Regions from separate parts of the Mus musculus genome. Here region 1 is linked to region 2. The links are chromatin contacts, found by Hi-C or POLR2A ChIA-PET in ENCODE. All regions are on one chromosome and are shown on one strand. Each heading gives the region's core, a stretch centred on a gene start or an enhancer-like site at or near the end of the contact. The rest is flanking DNA. Distances are from core to core; before and after follow the strand shown.

What was found. A loop is a pair of places that touch in the nucleus more often than their neighbours do. ChIA-PET counts read pairs that join two places held with the same protein, here RNA polymerase II (POLR2A).
Region 1: a loop to region 2 is called in a map of heart, with 2.0 times the contacts of the local background. The contact joins the promoter of AW549877 here to the enhancer-like site in region 2. A Hi-C loop is called at or near these places in 2 of 37 maps with a recorded cell type or tissue (both heart). POLR2A ChIA-PET finds 5 or more read pairs at or near these places in 1 of 5 experiments (Patski).

The regions. Positions count from the first base shown.
Region 1 is chr15:3,994,455-4,001,853 of GRCm38, forward strand. It overlaps AW549877 (expressed sequence AW549877), which reads right to left and starts at 1,292. Exons shown (of 6, transcript NM_145930.3): 1 at 1,161-1,292. The coding sequence starts at 1,260. It overlaps Gm2093 (predicted gene 2093), which reads left to right and starts at 1,585. Exons shown (of 3, transcript NR_045740.1): 1 at 1,585-1,630; 2 at 2,951-3,030.
Region 2 is chr15:3,427,684-3,434,530 of GRCm38, forward strand. The region is part of intron 2 of Ghr (growth hormone receptor); the gene reads right to left. Among named protein-coding and RNA genes, the nearest start is that of Ccdc152, 130 kb to the left of the region's middle. Within about 2 kb of position 1,495, at least 1 of the 3 ENCODE cell types and tissues checked has a DNase peak (open chromatin) inside an H3K27ac peak, as active enhancers do.

The DNA.
Region 1 (7,399 bases), core at 42-2,541, 570 kb after region 2:
AGGGCCAAGTATAATTCAAATACATATAATCTGGTGTTAAGTAAGCCCTGTTAGTAATTCTCCAGTAAGATTAACGTCAATGTTGCCTAGTAGATTGTAAAGCAGATAGCTACAGTTATGATTTTAGTAAATTTTCAGATGTATAAACAAAGCCTCCAAACAAGGCCATGGAACACTGAACCTCCTTTCCAGGCCTCCTTTCACAATGGATCATAGAATTCTTTCATAAGAAAATATGAATTACTGTTAGGCTCAGTAATAAGTAAGTAAGACTACCTGAGCTCTGGCTGACACATGACCCAGGGAGGTAACAGTGACTACAAATTCTATGTTCCGCTTGCCACAAACCAAAAGATAAAAAGCCTCAGTGTGGTCATATGTGCTTCATTTAATTATAGAACTGATTCCGTAAATACACCAACTAGTCAATCACCTGGGAGAAATGTTTCATTTCGGTCATCGTATGACTCTAATCACAAGAATTTTAAAGCTCATGGATGGTAAAGGCTCAACATTCAAAAAACAAAAAAAGATTACTGTCGAACCAATTGGCAACTGAGAATTTATAAAAAGCAAACCGAGTCTGATGTCAAAAGAATGACGTATTTCCTAACCTATTTTCCCTTCTAAGAAAATACCTAAGGACTAAAATGGGGCGGGGGGGGGAGCATTAAAATTACACCATAACTGTGTACAATATGTATTTACAGCTGAATTTTGAATTGAAAACAAAGTGGAAATTTACAAGGCAGTAATGAAAAAGTGAACTGTCATGCATGTCTCTCTGAATGCAAAAAAAAAAAAAAAAAAAAAAAAAAAAAAAACAACAAAAAAACATACTGTTCATTTTCTGGGCAGTATGAACATTCCGGAGAAAGTCCGTGTGTACTTTTATTTAAAGTCTACCCTTCTCGCAGATTCGACACCACACATCTGGTCGGATGTAAACAAAAAGGATTTCAAGGAACGTAGAAAACGCTGCATGGGTAACAGGACATCTGAGGAGAGGGCAGATGACTGCCCAATGGGGACCAAGCTCAGCAGTGCCAGCACCAGGGACCCCGCCTCGGACCGAAGGCCGCGCCTTCTGGCCACCGAGCGCAGCGGTCCCCTCGCATCTCACCACCGTCCGCCCACTTCCCTCTGCGGCGCTCCCTCACCGTCTTCCCCCGCGGCTTCGCTAAGGTGCTGTATGTGAGCCTGAGCCAGGTCCCCGAGCTCTTCCACCCGCCTCACCACACCGGACACCGCGGCCGCCATGGCCAGCTCGGGCGCGCCCGCCCTGTCCACGTGACCACGTGAGCCCCAGATCACCTGACGGCCTGGCTGGCGGAGTGGGGGCGGAGCCCGCCCAGCCGGTGGGCGGAGACATAGGCTCCGGGCTACGACCGCCCCGGCCCGCAAAGGTCGTTCCGGGTATTTAGTTCCTCCCAGTGGCCCTCTCCCTCCCACAATCCCGTGCTGCGAGGGGCCAGTCGATGATGTAAGGGCACACCTCTCTCCCGCCTTCTAATTTCAACCAATCGGAAGCCGACCATGCCCCGAGCTGAGCCAATAGGACATCGACTCTCTCCGCGGGTGCAGGGAGATTGCAGCCGCAGCAGCTGGCTGGAAGAGGGCGGTTTGGAAGGTCTGGAAAGAGGATTTGCAGCGGTTGGCGCTGTAGTGAAGGAGGTGGACTAAAATAAAACTTGATTGTAATGGTGGGGGCGGGGGGTGGTGGGGGAAGGTCAGAAACGGAAGTCTGCGGACGGGTGAGATTCATCCAAGCTGCGAGACCTAGTGTGAGGGCAGACAACTTGGCAGTCCTCAGCCTGCTAGCTGGCATAACGCTTTCCCCGAATCTTCACCCTGGAGCTTGTTTTTACTCCGGATTGATCTTGGCTAGCTCACACTTAAAGTACCTTAAATGTCTTGCGACCTAAACGTGGCAGCGACCTCACTGTCTTAGTTCACCTTGAGACCTTCCTGACAAGTGTTAAGTGTTCTTCCGGGTCTTAATCAGCACTCAAGTGGTCAAATTGCTTTGCATTCCATGAATGCTAATTCTTGCCTATGGCCACGGAAATCTAATGCTGTTTTGGCTTTTTGTTTGTTCGTTTGTTTCCCCCGGTTTGGCACAATATATTTTGAATAACTCTACCCTTCATCTTAATTTTAAGGTTTTTGTTGTAGCCTGGTAGAAAATATTTAAACTATGAAAATAGTAATGTGATCGTTTAAGAGTGACTAACCACAGTCACTTTTCTGCAAGTGGCCATGATGACCAGTTTTTTTCTCCTGTCATTTTACTCTAAATGCACAGAGCAAAAAACACGTGCTCTGTGTCTTCGGTACTTGTGTAATGCCCTTACGTACTTGGGAAAATGGTTTTTAATAGAAAACAATAATCAACAACAAATCCTTATGATACTTTATAATGAAGAATCTGAAGGCCAGAAAAATTGCATTCTATAATCAAGGTGAACTACAGAATTCAAACTCTTATGCTAGAGTGTTGACTTACTCTGTAATCCCAGAACTTGAGAAGCTAAGGCTGGAGGGGATGCTGGCAGTTCTAGAGCAGCCAGTACATACTGAGACCCAGTTTACAAACAAGCAAGCATCCCACAGAAATTAAGGACCCATATTCTAACATGCCAAACTGCACTAAATAACATTTCCAGGCACAAGCTGGAGAGATCATTGCTGGCAACCACATGGCCACTCCCAACTGTCTAGGCCTCCAGCTCCAGGGCATCTGATGCCTCTTTAGATCTCCATGGGCATTGTATACGGACATATATATGCAGGCAAAATGCACATAAAGAAAAAAATTACAATCATGATGATGCATCAAACTACAGTATTCTATATGGAAAGTCTTAACACTGGGAATTATTGTTCAACTGATATTTTGGTGTGTTCATTTTCAGAGAGAGAGTTGGAAATCTAGTCTTTTTTTTTTCAGATAAGGAGGAGAAGGATGAGACTGTTAACCTCCAAACTAAAGAATACATGATTCTGTGGTTTATTCAAGATCTTAACAAAGTAAGTTCTCATAGAAAGCTGGTTTCATCACAGAGAGACACCGGCAACAACCAGACCTTAGTAATTCACAAGGAAGTATTGAAACACAGAACCCTTGTACTAGAAAAAAAAATGCATTTCCCCTCCAAGTTATAGTTAGTTCTTTTTACTTTAGGAAATGCACATGAATAGAACAAATAAAAGATAAAAGCCATATTTTAAATCTCAGATGATTAGAATGTGCCAAAAATATGAAAGAAGCAAATTGATCACATTCGAACTACCTCCCTTTCCCTAACATACAAAATTTAGCTATATATCCAGCAAAGGAGAAATAAAATCATGTAGATTTTTACGAAAGATTTAAAGTTTTTAAATTTAAATATTTTTAAACAGAAATCTTGCTTGTCTCTGAACTACCAGTTCTGTTACTAATACCAATGGTTTGTAACATTGTTTTGGAAACTTCTCTCACTACCTTTGTTTGGGGTGGCGACAGACTTATTTTCTCATATAAGTGAACCAAATGACTAACAGTGATGTGTATGTGTGAATGTAATTACTTGCCACAGAAGGCTTCTATATACTAGGACCATTACATATTTATTTGGCTATGCATTCTGATTGTTGCCACTGCAACTACAACAGTAAATGCCTCTGCCATAACCCCTGCCCTCTCACAGTTTATCTAGTAAAGCAGTGTAGAGATAATAACAATACACAGCGAATTCAAAATTTTAGAATTATGGGAGGCACTAGGAAGGAAAATTAAAGAAGTAATATTTGATGTGAGATACTGAAGAAGAGGCTCCTCAAGAAATGATAGTGGCACCTAAATGATGGTAAAATTGGCCAATGGAGAGTAATAGTTGCTCAGCCAGAAGCCAATCAAGAGAGAGAAAACACATGATGTCCAGCATAGTGCTAAACACCTCAAGGTCCAGACTCGGGCAAGTGGTGAGCTAGAATCCTGAGTAGAATAGCAAGTCTTTGCTAAGACAAGCGAATGGGGCAAGGCCTCATGGTAATGCGAACATAGAAAATTCAACTTATGGAATTATGAAGCATTAGAATGACAGTGTATCTTTAAGAAGAAGAAAGCTCTGAAGAGCAAGAGTCACAGGTAGAGGAAATAGCTGTACTCGTGGAACGGTTCAGATCTTTCTGGAGAGCCCATGCCCATAGTTTACTGGGTGGCAGTAAGTCACTGGTTCACTTCAGAAAAATGCCCTGGAGCGCCATTTTGTAAAACTTTAAAGAAAAACAGAAAAATCCTCTAAGGCAGTGGTTCTCAACTTTTCCAATGTTGTGATCTTTTAATAATCTACTCATGTTATGGTGACCTGCTGCAGGAAATATTAAAAAGAATGGCAAATTCCCATGCTACACCCAGCCACTCTCAGGTCTCACCTTCCAGTTCTTATCTTGTGGAGACTCTCTAACTCAGAGCTCCAAAATCTCTCCACAGCTCCACCCAGTTCCTGCTGGTGGGTCACTACCATACCAGCCCTATGCTTCAAAACCTCCATGGCCTTTGTGATGCACATCTGGCAAACCTACTCTTTGCCACTGTACCTTTCGCTCTTAAACTCAGACGAGCCACCACATGGGGGAAAAAAAAAACCAAAACAAAACACAAACTTAATTCAGAAACAACGGTAACTCAATCGTTGGGAGCAACAACTAAAATCCTAACCTTATAAGCCTTATTAAATCTAAATCCTCTAGTGGTGAATCCTGTCTGATCCTCCATATAAACCGGGAGACACTAGTAGCTACATCTTGTCCTCTGGCTCCTCCTGCAAAAGGCCTAACTCTCCCCTGCTTCCAGTCTTCCTCTGTTTAACCAGGAAGTCCTGCCTACTCGCCCAGTGATTGGCTCCATTATTCATTAGGGGATGGTTCACAAGAAGTCACATGAGTATGTGACTCATTCCTCTTTCACAACCCCTCCCAGGAGAGTGAATTAGCATCAAAATACAAACAACCCCAGGGCTACCCACAACAGTGACCATTTACCATAAAATTTTATTGCTGCTGCATAATTGTGATTTTGCTGCTGTTATTAATATAGATATCTGATATGTGACTTCTGTGAAAGGGTCATTTGGTCTCTGAGAGTTTGTAACCTACAGGTTGAGAACCAGACTCCAGAGTTTTAGAGAAATCTGTTCATGGAGAAGTATCTCACAGCATGCTCACTAGTATAAAATTTCCAGAGTGATTGTTAGAACAAACTGGCAGTTGTTTTTATAACAATTTATAACCCAGAGAACTCTGGTTATCCATGGTAGGAGCCTGGTACCAGCAAGCTACCCATTTTTCAGAAGTCTGCCAAGAAAGTGTACTCATATTAGGAAAGACCTTTTACCTCCTGTATTGCCTTTTTAATTCCCCCTACAATCAAAATTTAATATCATATCTGCTGATAAAAGTAAAAATTGAAAGGGCCCAGATATGCTTGTACAAGTCAGCCAAGAGCTGACAGGCAAGAAATCTGTGATTGGCATGGAACAGAAGTTGGCATGGTCTTGAGTTGGGAAAGAGCTTAGCACCTTGGAAGAGTGAAAGAAATCCAGACAAAAGGTAAGAATAGAGGAGAGCTGACAGGAAGGTGAGGCCTTAGAACACATGTAGAGATTACATTGAGAACACATGCCTCCCTCTTAACCACAGGATGGCCCCCAAAATGTGTGTGTAAGCCATAACTTAGCCATGATGTTAATTGTCTATGGAACCTTAATTTCAACACAATGAAATTGACCCTTTATATCATCCTAGTGGACCAAGGGTAGGGGGATTCAATTTATACGAACCTGAGTCCATATGCTATCTCTGCTCTTTCACTGTATGATAACCAGAAAGCAAACTAAAATCTCTAGTCCTTAAGTTGTTCATTTATTGAATGAGGGTCATGATAACTATTCATCGAGTTGTTGTGGGGGCTAAATTAATGGATCTATGTAAGGTGTTAGTGATTTCCCAATATGTAGTGATATTATATAAGAATGAGTAAATGGTATTTAACTCCTGGTTGATCTTAGACATAATCCATTGGAATATATCTTTTCTTGTTGTATGCCATGAGTGGAAACTTCTGCTGTTGAAAGAGTTAGCTGAAGAGATAGAGTCTGTGGAAGTTAAGACCTTTTCTCTGCCTGGAGGCAGCAGTGCTTCTTTAGACCCACAATCAGTTCTGCTTGTACCCACAAGCACATCTAAAGATTTCATCACGAACCTCCATGCCATGGGTTTAGCAATAAAAAGAAGTGACTCAGTACTTGCTATAACTTGAATGAATCTCAAGGGAATGTTGAGTAAGAGAGAAAAAAAAAAGACTAAAAACTATATATGAGTTCATTTACTGTTCTTAAAGTGATGAAATGCCAGAGGAAGGGGAAACATTTTCATGGTCATCAAACTTAGGGATACAGGAGGGCGTGAAGAGGGAAGCATGTGAGTGTGGTAACAATACAACAACAGCAAGTGCTGTGGCTTTCCTGTTATTATTATTGTTTCACTGTGGTAACAGACACACGACTACTTGATCAAATTTCATAGAACCAAATATGCACGCAAACTGACATCACATAAAGTTGACAAAAATCTTCTAAATGTCTCTGGATTGTCCTAGTCAGTTTCCTTGTTAAACTATAATAATGTAGTTTTCCAAGATCCTTCTTTGTCTGGCAATGAATGTAGTGAAATTTTTCTACGATTTCTTCCAAACACAAGTGAATCTACAGCTATTAAAAAAAAAAAAAAACCAAAAACCAAAAAACAAAACAAAACAAAAAACGACAAAATGTTAACACTCTCCTGGTATAAAGCATCATTTAGAATAGGTTTTGACAGGTAAAGATAGAAGTGAAGCATTAAGAGGAACTTGCTTGTTGGAGAGATTGAAGTCAGCAAAACGACACAGAGAAGTGAAGGATATATTTAAGGTAAACCTGTGACTGAGTTTAGCAGAAGCCTAGAAAGCAAATAGGTAAGTATTATGAAGTAAAACTAGGCAAGAATGTAGGTTAGATCAGCAGTCAATGATGGCTTCAGAGAACAGAAGATAAAACACACTACTGAAATTGGTGATCTGAGATGAGATTGGGCCTGCTGTCCTACCAGGACATCATTTTTATGGTCCTCTCAGTTCAGTTGACCACTAGACAGAAAATATCCCTAACTATCTAGATGACAAGGAGATATAGTGCCACTTGACAGAGTACAGAGTTGTGTAGTATTCTGAGAAGCTAACAGATTGTTAAATATAAGCTATAAGTTGAGATGAGAGAGGGTGGTCTCCATAGCAATAGCTGTAAGGGTCAGATGTAAAGGGCAGAAAAGAGAGATATGTCTATTGATTGACGAAGAGGAAAAGTTCACAAGGAAA
Region 2 (6,847 bases), core at 245-2,744:
AATGACATAAATGCCCTAACAAACCTGACTCTTCTTACTTTTAATTTCCCTCTTCCCACCACAAAGGTAACCAGGAAGTCACTGGACAGTACCTAAACACTTCACATTCTTACACTCTGTCTTGCTTGGAACACTTCCCCCTCAAAGCTCTGCCACGTCACAGTTACTGGATCAGTAGACTATAGACATCATTAAAGACCTAATTAAGGAACATTTCTTTTCAGTACTTTTCTTTGGCCTGCCTCTGCGCTGTCATCCTTCCACCCCCTTTCTTCATCTTGACAATCTAAAAACGTGAAACCTTCCAAGATAAAAGTCCACATTGTCTTGGAAACTCCTTGGGAAATTTTGTACTGGTGGTAGAGTCCTGGGTAAATATATAGCTGGACTTTTCACTTAATACTAGGCGCTGGGAGGAGGGAAACTGGCAGGCATCTAGATGTCTTCTGACAAAGATGCTCTACTCTTAGTGCTCTACTCTTAGTGCTTTCCTGACTCTTGGAAAATGCAGGGTGGTGCTTTCCAGTATGTGGAAATGATGCTGGCAGATACTCAAGGATACTGGGATCTAAATTTAAGAAAGCTATGTAGGCCAATTCATAATTCCATCAGGGTGCCACTTTTGCTGCCATGACAGCTTTCTTGAGAGAACACATGCTTTCATTCCTAGTGATATGAAAGCCTGACCCTCACCAGCTCATGTCATCTAATAGGTACATGTTCAGCAATTTTGTGAGAAAGTACTTAAACAAAGCCTTCACTCAATACTGCATTGTATCAATTTCAATTTAAATTAGATTAAAAGCAAAGTGATACTTAAAATCAACCACTCTGTAACCATTTAACTTGATTTCATTTTTTCTTTTTTCTTTTTTCTTTTTTTTAATTAAATATTTCCTTTATTTACATTTCAAATGCTATCCCTAAAGTTCACTATACCCTCCCCCTGCCCTGCTCCCCTACCCACCCATGCTCTTGAAGTTATTTTTGTCTATGATATTTACCTGCTAGAAATACCAAAGTAGTGGCTGACCACATCCAACTTCTACTTTGAGTTACAGTGAGAAAGTAAGAATACTACAGAAATCAGCAAACACTGCAAGGGATCCACAACAGTAACACGGTAAGTGACACATCATTGCAATAGACCTCGCTCAGCCTTGAGTGAACCATCTGGTCGCTGATCCCAGAGTTCATTCAGTCACTCACACCCTTCTTCCACTTTGTCCTAAAGCAAGCTACAGTCAAACTCAATGCACTTCAGGCTGAAATGAAATTGGTTATACTGTGGTGTCCAATGCTTAGAGGACACCTTCTAAGTGAGATTAAAGTCAGGAGTTAAGGATTAATTTGTCCAAGATTCATCTTTCTATAAGTCGGCATCCAACCTACGGAGCTGGCTTCCAGCAAAGGACCGCAGGAGCATTCTAGTTCAGTGTTCCAGGCAATCAGTTCTGTTCAACTTGCTGTCCATCCCAGTCTCTTTATCATACCAAGGGGAGAGCTGGTGCACAGCCATGGATGCTGACTGGCAATATCAGGCACAGTGATGACTAAATCAGACCTGGTAAGCAGCCAATAAACAGATGCTTCAGGAAATAAAGATTAACTAGAATGAGCTGAGAAACTCACCGACCCTTCTGTTTTTACCTGCTTTTGTTCTTTCGCCCACTTCCATGCAGACCACCAGAACAACCTCCTAATTGGCCTCCAGACTTTCCATTTCTTCCCTTCTTATTTATCAGGTTAAATGAGAGTCCTTTTTTTTTAAATAGGGAACTCCATCTTTTTAGAGCTCTTATCCACCCACAGATGCCTCTTCAATCAAACAAAAACATAACACAGCAGACAGCCCTGTTACTACAGTCAGACAGATCTTCTTACTGTGCTTAACAAATCACTCAGTCACTCCACAACTGCACCTGTCTTACAGCCAATCTTTCATGAAGAAACACCCATGTCTCCATCAACCCACTTCCTCTCCTCCTTAATCTCCACTTAAGATCTATTTCATTAGTGAAACATAATACAGCTAGTCTACTTGACTGGTACCAGGCCAGATACTCCAGCTTCTATATTCCTGTGTGCAAAGCAGACCAGAAAGAAAAGATATGAGATTTACAACTACAAGAGAAGAACATTCCAAATTCTAAGGAGGGTTATTAACTACATCAAACATTTCTCAAACTGATCTACTTCATCCCTGGACCATTACAAAGGGAGCAGTGAGCTCCAAATTGCTGATAACACTGTGAAGACACACTTTATAGAGCTGCCTCTTTAAAGAGATGAATCAACAGTAACAGTTGTCAAAACTTGTTAATAAAGAGCTAGACAAAACTAAGTATAGAAGCATCCTGTCTTCTATGTTTGTCTGTCTGTACTTTTTCTCTCTCTCATACTCCCTGAGAGCAAAGTATTTACTTTAGGCCTTGGATTCTAGATGTTAAGAATTGAGTTATAAATGTTTTATGATAGCAGGTTCATAAAGTCAAGTTATTATTATTGTTATTAATTATTACTATAATCATCTTTTTTTCTTTACTTTTTTCCCCCCCCCTGAGTGTACTGTGGAGTTTTCAGATGCTTTGTGGCAGGCAATGACAACATCATTCTCACACCTAATGGGATGTCTATTTTCCCATCTTCTGCTGTAATAAACAAAACAGCAAAAAGTAATAACTAAAGCCAAAGCAAACAAAGCTTTTTTTTTCTTTAAATCTTTGACAGTTTTTAAAAGGATAAATAAAGGGGCCTGGAGACAAAAGAAGAGCAACTCCTGGGGACCACTTTGTACACAGATTGTGCAAGAGCTCTGGAAGTCACAGTGTGCTAGTGTTCAAGGTAATTACAGAGGATCCACATTTGGCACCAAGACATCCCTGACTTCTTAGCTTTGGCTTTAAATTTGACTTTAAATAATACATTGGTAACGATGCTAATGTATTTCTAGGTGCGGCTGGATGAAAGAAAAAAAGAAAGAAGATAGGAAAAGCATAGGAGACAAGTCAAAGAATAACAGGAAAGTGAGGATTATTCAGGTTTAATTGTGTTTCCCAAACCAAGGACTGCATCAACTAGTATGGCAGCCATTTCACCACTGAAAGTGACAGGACTTTGAGGCAAGAATCCTGCCATCTCTATTATCTAATACCTTAGTAAAGAAAAGTGTCACAAGGAGAATTGAATACTGCTGAGAGAGGCCCATTTACAGAGTTTAATATCTTACAGTCTAGGACTGAAAAAGTCTAGGTGACCGAACATACTTAGACACGAGATGTTTCATGAGGACAATACTGACAAATGTTGACGAATTTCACAAGGAGCTACTTAGAGGCTGGAAGATGACCCAGTAGGTAAATTGTTTGCTACCTAAGCATGAAGACATAAGTTCAGACCCTAGCACCACCCAAAAGCTGGTATGAAGTCACATGCCTGCAACTCCAGTACTGGGGACCAGATGTGGGTGGGTTCTAAGGAATCAGTGGCCAACCAAATCTAGCTGAGGTGATGAATTACAGTTTCAGTGAGGGACCCTGTCTAAAAAACAGTGTGAAGAACGATAGAAAAAGACCAGTTCCAAAGTCAGCCTCTGGCATGTACGTGTATGCATAAGCCCGGGCAAGTCTACACACACATACACACACACACACACACACACAGAGAGAGAGAGAGAGAGAGAGAGAGAGAGAGAGAGAGAGAGAGAGAGTACAGGAAAATTCCAGTACTAAGAGTTTTCAAATCAAATAGATTGGCGACTGGAGAGATTCTTCTCATATTCTTATGAAGAATCAGATACAATGTTGGGTGGTGGCTGTGTGAGTGGGTAGACTTTTCTATATTACACCCCCCCCATTCCATGCTCAGCCTATGGGCCTGTTTCCTTTTCATCTTTCAACTTGAACCTGGCAGCAGAGCACTCAATTGGTAAGCTCCCTCACCATTTCAGATCTTTGAGAGTAGCTAATGGCCTATTCAACTCAAAAGGAAGCAGCCATTAGACCAAGTATCTAAAGCCTCCATCGATTTCCAGCCGAGGGAACTCCCTTACAATCATCGAGAAGTGTATGCAGTGCCTTTGGCCTTACGGCATATTCCTAGCCGGGGATCTGCATTCCAGGGCATTGCCTTCAGAAATATCTACCATCAGCCACTTGTTTTGTGGTCCTTTAACACAGCTTGGCCTCTACAGGAAGATAGCTCTGTGACCTTGAGCTTTCTGATCCAGTTAAGAAGCAAAATAGCTATACAAATACTTCATTCTTCTTATGCTGCCCAGTACTCAACACAAAACTTCTTTACAGTGGTCACCGTAAACACTTTCTACATCAGCTGACTATACTTGCTTATGAAAAATTAGGGCATTAGTCTTTTTACACAAGCACTTAAAAGACAGCTTCCCTTGGTTTCATACTTTGTATTCTAAAGAGAAACAAAGAAATTAAAATAAAATGAATCCTGAAATTATATCCATTGTTTACATAAAATGTTTGTTAATTGCCTACTCTAAACAAAATCATTTATTAGATGCTATATATGCATGAAATATTTACAGCCAGGAGATGAGACCACAAGGATCTCATAGCTGAAAACTGAAGGTCAATGCTGATTATCACAATACATAATTTTCAGAATATCTATTATTTGGTATCCATAATGCTTGCATAATTAATGAGCATTTTAAATCCTTATCATGGATTGCTTCTAAACCACAAATTTATGATAAAACCTGGATGATAGAAGCCAGGATTTCCATTGGGCAATGGGTTAATCTTCTATAGAGACTCATGGAAATGGTTTCTTTCTTACTGTGGCTCTTAAGGGACAGCTATCATCCTTTTCTAATTAGATTAATTAGTTCCTTTTTAACCATGTCACTAGGTTTTCCTGTGTGCATGTGTGGGAGGAGACAGACAGACAGGCAGGCAGGCAGGCAGACACACAGACAGACAGACAGAGAGACAGAGATAGAGATAGAGATAGAGATAGAGATAGAGATAGAGATAGAGATAGAGATAGAGAATGACAGGAGAAGCAAATGGCAAATGACATGAGGTGTGCTAGGGAAGAGGCTCTAGTTCATAGAGAAAATAAATTTTACTATTAGAGATGCGTTCATTTGGATGAAGAATGATCTTCTATTAAAATGTGCTCACCCTTGAGAGAACTATCATATTCAGAATTCCCAGGTCATCATACCTCAAAATAAATGAGGTCACTTGATTCTGCTCAGCCAGCAGCTAAGATTGAAAAGGTCTTGAAGTAGATGGCATAGGTCAAGGTGCAGAGTTATTTTGGCAAGGGCAGGCCTGGTGAAGAAGCTGCAGAGGAGAGGCCAGACAAGAGATAGTGGGAGGGTGCTGAATTGGATGGATGAGCACAGGGCATAGTAATGGGATAAGGAGCTTCAAAGAGCTCTGAAAGCCTTTGGTACAGAAAAACAACCTTCTCATGGCTAACTCTGGAGCATATCTAAGATATACTGGAACATTCCTTGTCATGATTTCGAAGCTCCTTTTTTTACCTCCCACTCTTTCTGGTTGCATCTATGTAAACACATTTCTGTTTTAGAAGTCAAACAGTTCAAAATTTAAACATCCCATTCTCTGGTTCTAAAGGAGATATCCATTCTGAAGAATGACAGGACGGAGTCCATGAAAGCTGGATGCCTCACATGGGGTCAAGAGTTCACTTCCTGGACCTAGCTGCTTTAACCAGAGGCGCCTTCCCTATTTCTGGGCACTCTTGATACTGTCAGCAGCTGGTACGGCTCCCACAGACAACCCTTGACAACATCACAGCTGTTTCCTCTCCTGCCAAAGCCACTTAAACTCCCAGAGTTCCCTGCATTCTTTTCTATCAGCTGGAGCAGAGGGTAGATGGTTGGATTCAAGTGCTTTTCGTCACGATTGCAGAAATGTACATTTGCTTAATGTGGAATGCTTTCTCACGGTGCCCTCTTTGAGGGACTCTGAGGTGGGCGGCCAACAGAGCATTCTCGCCTGCTAGCATTTTCCTGGGCAGAACTGAAAAGCAAGTTGCTAGGCTCACATCAGGAAAAGCAACCTTAGCTCTGGAACCCATAGAGCTGGATAAAGAAATCCAATAGGAAAGAAAGAGGAGTGCTCATTTTCCTTTTGCTATGGATGGCCACAGCAGATCTGGTCACACATACCATGGTTCTGTGTCTGCAGTTTTGTTAGCAGTCACCCTCTAGAACACCAATAAGTATGAGTCTATGTATCGGTATAAGTAACACTGCTTAGTGTCATAATTAACTCTTTTTATGCTGGTCTATGGTTACATTTGTCTCAGCAGAATTCAAATAAAAAATTGATGGAATCACCGATTATAATAGAACTCTATTTATCATTCTTTATTTGCAGTCTGGATATGTGATTAAAAAAAAAAAAAGCCCAGAAGGTCTATGTTCATTTTTGGAAAGACAATAGCTCTTGAATAGCAAATGATTTCCAGAATCTTAATTTGTATCTCTATCATGCCGCTGACATTGTAGCCTTCCCCATGCCACAAGAAAGCCCACTGAGAGGAAAAAAAATATCTAGAATTTATCTCTTGTAGCTGGTTAGAAAATACCAATTTTAAACACTCTTCTCCACAGAAATTCCTCTCCTTGTTTCTAACTTTAATCTTAGGTCTCTAAATGTCTACAGATAGACTATTCTGGAATAGATTTTCATTATTTGAAACCCTCATGCTTACAAGTAAAACTGGCCTGTAGCTTTTACTCTAAGGGCTTGGCATGGGTTCAGAGCAGAATAGTGGATCCACATAGTACTGGCTCAGCTGAAAGCAAGGGTGAGGAGGGCTTTGCCTCTTTTCTCAC